Linked DNA regions of Homo sapiens: all the other regions are linked to region 2. The links are chromatin loops, found by intact Hi-C in ENCODE. Cell type or tissue: natural killer cell. All regions are shown on one strand.

Evidence for each region. Peaks named below come from ENCODE experiments on the same cell type or tissue, not always from the same donor. Only the 100,000 strongest peaks of a DNase experiment are listed, where the experiment ranks them.
Region 1: it touches region 2 in a loop (3-fold over the local background); 2 of 110 quality-filtered maps call a loop at or near these places.
Region 3: a loop joins it to region 2, with 4 times the contacts of the local background. A loop is called at or near these places in 3 of 110 quality-filtered maps.

What each region holds. Positions count from the first base shown.
Region 1 is chr1:203,649,335-203,651,834 of GRCh38, forward strand. The region is part of intron 1 of ATP2B4 (ATPase plasma membrane Ca2+ transporting 4); the gene reads left to right. Among named protein-coding and RNA genes, the nearest start is that of ATP2B4, 24 kb to the left of the region's middle. RefSeq lists a silencer at 1,198-1,367. In natural killer cell, no CTCF peak of the experiment used is centred here; DNase peaks (open chromatin) are centred at 327 and 997; H3K4me3 peaks cover 549 bases; H3K27ac peaks cover 2,500 bases.
Region 2 is chr1:203,289,446-203,291,945 of GRCh38, forward strand. No RefSeq gene overlaps it. Among named protein-coding and RNA genes, the nearest start is that of LINC01353, 3.5 kb to the left of the region's middle. RefSeq lists an enhancer at 100-659 and a silencer at 870-1,269. In natural killer cell, no CTCF peak of the experiment used is centred here; DNase peaks (open chromatin) are centred at 266, 1,156 and 1,976; H3K4me3 peaks cover 1,098 bases; H3K27ac peaks cover 2,500 bases.
Region 3 is chr1:203,764,007-203,766,506 of GRCh38, forward strand. LAX1 (lymphocyte transmembrane adaptor 1) reads left to right here and starts at 1,177. Exons shown (of 5, transcript NM_017773.4): 1 at 1,177-1,648. The coding sequence starts at 1,560. RefSeq lists an enhancer at 1,060-1,419. In natural killer cell, no CTCF peak of the experiment used is centred here; DNase peaks (open chromatin) are centred at 535, 1,115 and 1,715; H3K4me3 peaks cover 1,826 bases; H3K27ac peaks cover 2,500 bases.

The sequences.
Region 1 (2,500 bases), 360 kb after region 2:
AGTAGGTAACAGTGTGACCTTGAGCAAGTCACTTAACCTCTGAGCCTCACTTTTCTCATTCGTCATTAGTTTGTATCCACAAATGATAGTTATGATAATCTAAGGAGAGAGTATGGAATCTAAATGGAAGTGCTTTGAAAAGTTAAAAGTGCTTCACTTTAGGGTGGGCGTAGTGGTTCACGCCTATAATCCCAGTTCTTTGGGAGGCTGAGAATAGCTTGAGCCCAGGAGTTCGAGACCAGTCTGAGTAACATGGGGAAACCCCATCTCTACCAAAACCAAAACAAACAAAACAAAACAAAACAAAAAAATAGCCAGGCCTGGTGATGCATACCTGTAGTCCCAGCTACTCAAGAGGCTGAGGTGGGAGGATCACTGAGCCCAGGAAGGTTGAGGCTGCAGTGAGCCTTAATCATGCCACTGTACTCCAGCCTGGGCAACAGAGACCCTGTCTAAAAAACAAGCAAAAAACCAAGTGCTGTACTTTACAGACCAGAAAAATTGAGGTCACGGAAACTCCACAGCCCCCACTCGTACCCGGCCAGGCATGTCACACTCGCCACTCTGGGGCCCAGGGTCCCCATACGCTAAGTAGGGTGTGCTCCAGGTTACCTCCCCTTCTTCCAGAGCTGCTGAGGACTAATGAGAACACTCACTTGTAGACGCTGTAATAGCCTGTTTTGAAGCATCTCAGATTTACCCCAGCCTTCCCTTCCATGGTGATGTAAACGGAGTGGCTTTCACGCACACATCCCAGAACCAGCCCAGTTTTTGCCCTTGTCCTCTGACATAATGCATGCATTGATCAATAGACATTTATCAAGCATGCCTGCCCCGTAAAGCTTGGAGCGAGGCCCTGGTCCCCTGGGTTTTGGCAGCTCAAGGACGGGCGCTCCCGGGGAAGCTGTGCTGAGAAGTCGGCTGAGCCACTGAAGCCACAGGGTTTGGTTTCAGGGAGGCCAGGTGAGGGGCAGGGTGAGAACTGGGAGGGTTCCCCAGGTGTGTTCCCCGGGTTGTGGTGTGGTGTGATGTGGTGGGGGACAGGACGAGGGTCCCTGGGGAGGGAGAGAGGTGCTTGGCTGGCTGGGTCGAGTGAGTCATCGGCCCCCTCTGAGCAATCGCTGCTGCCCAGGTGGAGTCGGCCCGCCTTATTTGGGGCTTCTGTGCTGAGCCAGGCCTCCAGGGCTAAGGCGTTTGTTTCCCCAGCTGCTTCCCGGGCCGCGCTGGTAGCCAGCTGAGCCCGGCGCCTGCGGCTGAGTTGCACCGCGCAGAGGCCGGGGGAGCTGCAGGTCCGAACTCGGCCGGCCCGGGGCGAGGGCGGGCGGGGAGCGGGGCGGGCTAGGGCGAGCGAGGCTGCCACACCCCCGGGACTCGCTGGTGCGAGGCTCAGCATGCCGGCTGCGGAAGTCCCGCACAGGGCAGCTTCCAGGCCTCCTGTCCCTAGAGCAGTAAATGCAGATCAGCACTTCTGCCCCTCACTGTACTCCCACTCTCATCCCCTTCCTCCCTCTACCACCACCAAAAGGCCAGAATTTTTAAGTTGATTGATATTTTTTTATTAGGATAATAAAGTCAGATGCAGTATATTGTGTATGTTTTTTTGTTTCGTGTTGCGTTTTTGTAGAGATGGGGTCTCACTGTGTTGCCCAGGCTGCTCTCTTAATTCCTGGGCTCTAGTGATCCTCCTGCCTCGGCCTCCCAAAGTGCTGGGATTACAGGCATGAGCCACCATGCCTGGCCTTGACTGTGTTGTTAAATGGCTATTTTAGACCATGAAATTTTCAACAAAAGTTCTTATTTAAGAGTCTTGATATTTTTAGATAGTTCCATGGCTGTCTTTGATCATACAAGTTAAAAAATGTTGCTGGTAGAAATAGGAACCATTTTTTTTCTTCTCTCTCTCTGTCTCTGTCTTTCATTTCTAGTTCTATCTCTTTTGTTTATTTCTCAGATGCACAAAATTGGATGAGTCAAAATCTACAGTTCATTTTCTTGACTGGTTTATGCATGCCTCGCTTTTACTGCTTATTTATATATGCTATTAATGTTTTTTATTAACCTAATGAACACACTTGAACCCACCACCCAAAAATGAGATCACTATCATTTATTTGCATCCACCTATGACCCTTTCCTATCCCATCCCCCCACCTCATCACCCAGCCAAACCACTGTCTTGGGCTGTAATGTTGTATTCACCATTCTCTTGATAACCATATGTATGCCTAAAGAAACATATTATTTGTACTTGCTTTATATGCTTTATCTAAAAAATATACTAGCTGGGCACAGTAGTACGCACCTGCAGTCCCAGCTACTCAGGAGGCTGAGGCAAGAAAATCACTGAGTCCAGGAGTTTGAGGCTGCAGTGAGCTTTGATTGCACCACTGCACTCCAGCCTGGGTGACAGAGTGAGCCTGTATCTAAATATATGAACACACGGCTAGGCACGGTGGCTCATGCCTGTAATCCCAGCACTTTGGAATGCCGAGGCAGGGGG
Region 2 (2,500 bases):
CCAAAGCAAACTTGCCACATCCTCGGCCAATGCCCTGCCAAGGAGGGCCACTAGCTATTTTTCATGCCTCAAACTCCCACTCTATCACAGCACCCAGAGCTTGGGGATGGGGTGAGTTGTCCCCCCAGACAACTCTCTACCGTGGAGAGACTGGGCCAGGGGAAGTAGAGAGAGGAAGTAGACCTTAGATAGAGGAGCGAATGTGGGTGGCTAAGCACTGTGGGTGTGAAGGGATGGTTGGGAGGCCCTGGGGACTTTCCCCGGAGGCTGAGCTACCCAATTTACTCCCCAACCCACCACAGGCAGGCACGCACACCCATAATTTCAGGCGAGACGAGGCAGGCCTCTGAGAACAGCACTCCAACAGGCTTTATCTGAGTGCTCAGCTGGACTCAGAAATCAGAGCGCCTCCCCCAACCTGCCCCAGGACAGTGAAGGCTCCATGATGAGCCCTGAGTTCTCATCGCAGTTTCTCTTCCTTTTCTGTTTTTTTCTTGGCCTCTGCCTGGCAGGAGGCCTCTGGAAACCCTCGTTTTTCAGGCTGCTTCTCCGTCAGCCCCTAGGCCAGACCTTTTTATTTGACTGGTCTGGGGAAGACATGGGGAGGCCACTTGGCTAATGAGAAGCCAGTCGCCTTACAGCAGTGCCTCTTCTGAGACTTTCTGGGATTCTCTGGAAACACAGATGCCAGTTTTTCTTTTTATTTGCTTGTTTCAGGACAGAAGAGATTGAGTTTCAATAGGAGATGTGATTGTCTTTAAACACCTATGGGAAAATCCCTGGGCTCTGCAGTAAAAATACACACCATGGCTGTCCATGTCATATGCGTCCTTGACACCACCAGGCAAAATGCACAGGCTGTGAAACACATTTGGACGCCCAAAGAGCAGGTCCTCCAGAGCACAAACACCTGCACCCACCCCAGGACAGAAGTGCTCAGGCAGGTGTCACCAGCGCAGCCCCTGGCCCCCGACTTTCCCCACTCCACACCCCCATTCACACAGAAGGGCAAAGACAGCCCACAACCTTGGCTGGCTGCGCTCAGTCCTTGGCTCCAGCTGCCTGGGCAGGGGTTAACGAGGCAGGCGCGGCCACTCCCTCCCGCCACCTGCCACCCACCGCCTCCCTCCCGCGCCGCGTCACTTGTTTTTCTGCTGGGCTTTCCCGCCTCCCGCCGGCCGCTGACGTGGACTGGGGGCGTCACAGCCTCTACCTCAGCTGCCGGGAAGTGCTTCCCTTATATGGGCACAGACTCCGGAGGGGCCGGCAGGGCAGGGGCGCTCTTGGGGAGGGCAACAGCTGCCAGCCATCAAGGGCCAGGCTCTCCTCTCCCAAACAATGCCCAGGCCGGGGCAAAGGTGACCCGCATTTGGAAAAGGGAGGCCAGCCTCCCTGTCTCCTCTCAAGAGCCAGAGCCCAGGCGGGCAGCCTTCCCAGACGCTGTCGCTCTGCATCCTCCCTCTTTGGGTTTCTCATGAAATGTGCAGAGCTAGATTGAAATGCAGATGACCAGGTGGCCTTTCACTGATGCACTCTGATAGTCCCTGAATGCTCTGCATCCCAAAGTCTACGGCCGGAAGGCTGTGATGCTAGGCCACTGTTGGGTGGTAGAAAGGACATCCTTGCCTCTGCCTTGGGGCCTTAAATTTGTCTCATAATTCTTCAGGCCCCAGCTTCCTTCTCCATAAAATATGGAGGATACTGCCCTCGAGCCTTGTAAGGACTAGATGAGTGTTCTGCTTGGTGTAAAACAGCTTTGCAAGCTGTAAAGTGCTATTCAGACTTACAGGTGGTCACTTGGTGCCAGGGAGGAGGAACCTGTTCAGGAGCCCCCTCCAGAACCTGCCTTTCCCGGGCCACACCCATGTGCTGTGAGAATGCCCTTTGACCCTGTTGAAAAGCTTAAGCTGTGTAAATAAAGTCATCTGGAGTTTGCCTCTTGTGTGTACTGTGGCGAGCTGTTTGTCTGGGGCCTCTGTTAGTAAGCAAGTGGTGAGCATGCTGGAGATGATCCTTCCAGCAGGGAGGGGAACCGCGGGTGAGCGGTCATCGTGCAAACGCCTCGCACAGTACTGGACACTGTGCAGCACATGACTGTCTTCTGTTGCTGCTAGTAAGAACTCTTTCCTTCCAAATCCAGCTCAGCTCAAAACTCCCAGGCCCAACAAGCTATTTCCTGCTGACACCTTCACTCCAACTCCTTGGTTAATTGTGAATCGTGTTTGTGCAGTGTGGCTCTGCCCATATTTGCCTGTCTCCTGGCAGCTTTGCGTCTGTGTCCTCGATGTGGATGCTTCTCCCTCCTTGGGAACTTGCAGCGTCCTGTGGGCAGGAACCGTTTCTCCCCAGTCAGAATGAAGAACCCACACTCTCTACCTCTGAGGGTGGGGACTAAATCTCCTTCCTCTTATCACTCTAGGACAAAGACGACAAAAGGTATCCAGATCACGAGGTCAAGTGATTGATTTGTGACCCATGTGACCCATACATAAATGGCAGT
Region 3 (2,500 bases), 470 kb after region 2:
GTGAGTAGTCCTAGTTCCTACTCAGACCTGATCCAAAGGAGAAGTGGGCAGAGACCCAGGTTCCAGCTCCAGCACCAGCTGCCTCTGAGCCATTTCTGCTTCCTACCAGGTGAAGCTCCTGGGAGGGAAGGGGCCCAGGACCTGGAATGATAAAGCTCCCTGGAAAGCCAGCCATGGCCAGTCTGCAGCCCCTGGGGACTCTGTGAGAGTCTGGATGCAGACAGGCCAGGGGCTGCCACCTCAGGAAAGCTGAGGACCTCAATGTCCACTGGGAAGAGATGGGAGGGAGGCATGGTTCTAGGAGGGTACTGCTGGTCTGCCCTTCCATTCATCTGGGAATCCATTTCCTTGTGGAAAGTGCAATCAGAGAGGTTCTTCACATCCTTACAACAGTCTTAGTGGCCCCTTCTCTTTGGACTCTCCCAAGATGCAAAGAGTGTTTCCGGAGATTAGTAGGCTCAAGAAGGGAGGGGAGTTAGCAATAAATTTTGAACAATCTTCAAACACTTTGGGTAGCTCTTAAGGATGAACTTGTTCAGCTTCTGAGACAGGTGTGTGACAAGTAAGACTGTGACTGATCTTCAGAAGAGCCCTGAGAACAGGAGATCACCAGCAGCCAGGAGCTGTGGAAGGTTGCCTTGGGGGAGCAGGGGTCCTGCTAACCCAGCATAACTTCTATTCTTAAGGTAGTACCCAGAGCAGAGGTTCCCAAAACATGAAACACAGATGAGCTCCATCAAAATCACCTGAAAGCTCCATCAAATTCACCTGGAAAGCATCGATAGCCAAAGCCTGCCCCCTCTGCAGCCTCCACCCACTGAATCAGAAGAGGGTCCCGGAGATCTGCATTTCACTCTAAAAGGCAACCTCCAGTGCTCCTTAGACTTGCTTAGAAAATACTGTAAATCTGAAGACTTATACAACTCTAAGTGTCTCAGAAACTCAGGGTGAAGAATCACAAGTTCTCTACTACCCTGCCCCATTTTTAATCACACTCATCACAGACCACAGAGCACCTGGCAAACCCAGGAACGGTGGGTTGAAGATATGTTTTCTTCTAGCAGATTAAGAGCTGAGCAGAGTTTCCTGTGCCCTGTGCTTCATTAGCACATTGGTGGTGTCGTTTCCGGTGACTGACTCTCTGTTTCCATTCTGGCAAAGTGGTTTGCTCTTTTCACTCTGCTTTGGGTGTTGAAGGAAGACGAGCTTCTCACGGAGCCTCTCTTGAGCCTCTTGGCAGTTTCCCCCTCTGTGCCCCTCACGTTTCCACCAGAAACGTGAAGGCAGAGGCCACAGATTCTCCCTGAGCCACCTCACTTGGAAGCACCATGTCCGGATGAGATCGCACTTCCTGCAGTGGGCATTAGCCACGTCCAGGTAGAACCAAACCTGTTGCTTTTGTATGTTGGGTCAACTTGGCCTGACGTTTCAGAGGTAGACACGAGATAGGGAGTTTGTTGCGGGGGTGGGGAGAAGTGGTAGACATGCTGGCTAACTGATTATGATTAAGAGAAACTTAGAAGCTGAAGCCAGAGAGCATCTCAAAGGTTCCTGATACAATGGATGGTGTCACTCCAACCCTTTCGACAATCAGAGGGAGGACCTTGGAGTCCAGCACTCTGCATGTGACTCCCCGCAGCCTGGACAGGTGAGTGACTCAGGGTGGTGAGCTCCACCCTGCCCTGATTTAGGCAGAAGGTCCTAGTCCACCCTTAGGAGCTTCTTACACAGCAGTGCTGCCACCTCTCAACACCCAGGCTCGGTCTACTAAACCACCAAACTCTAGGCTTGGAGGCATTTGCTCAGGGGTGCTAGGGGGAAAGGAAGGTATTGAGGAAAGAAAGAAAATATTGTGGTAGAGGAAAAACTGTGATAACACTGGCCCTTAAAGCTAGTTGCTTAGACTGGTTGGATTTCTCACCTCTCGGAGGCCCTGAACCCTATCATCAGTCTTTCCTAGGTGTCACCATGACAGAAACAAAAGGCTGAGTTTTCCAAGGATGTGTTTTGAGATCCAAAAACTTGTCATGAATAAAAAATGTAGTGATAGATGTAATAAAGATACGTCCTTAGGACGTAAAATCTTACAGAACTAATCATGGGTATGAATTACTGCTACTACTTTCAATCTCATACAAACAAAATTAAAAATCCATCCACAGTTGAAACTTTAAAAACATTGGCAGCTGACTGGGCGCGGTGGCTCACACCTGTAACCCCAGCACTTTGGGAGGCCGAGTGGGGCGGATCACCCCCACTCTTGAACCAGCCTGGCCAAGACCAGCCTGGCCAACATGGTGAAACCCCGTTTCTACTAAAAATACAAAAATTAGCCGGGAGTGGTAGCATGCTCCTGTAGTCCCAGCTACTCAGGAGGCTGAGGCAGGAGAATCACTTGAACCCGGGAAACAGAGGTTGCAGTGTCATGTCATTGTACTCCAGCCTGGGCAACAAAAGCGAAACTCTGTCTCAAAAAATAAAATAAAATTGCAGTCGTTTG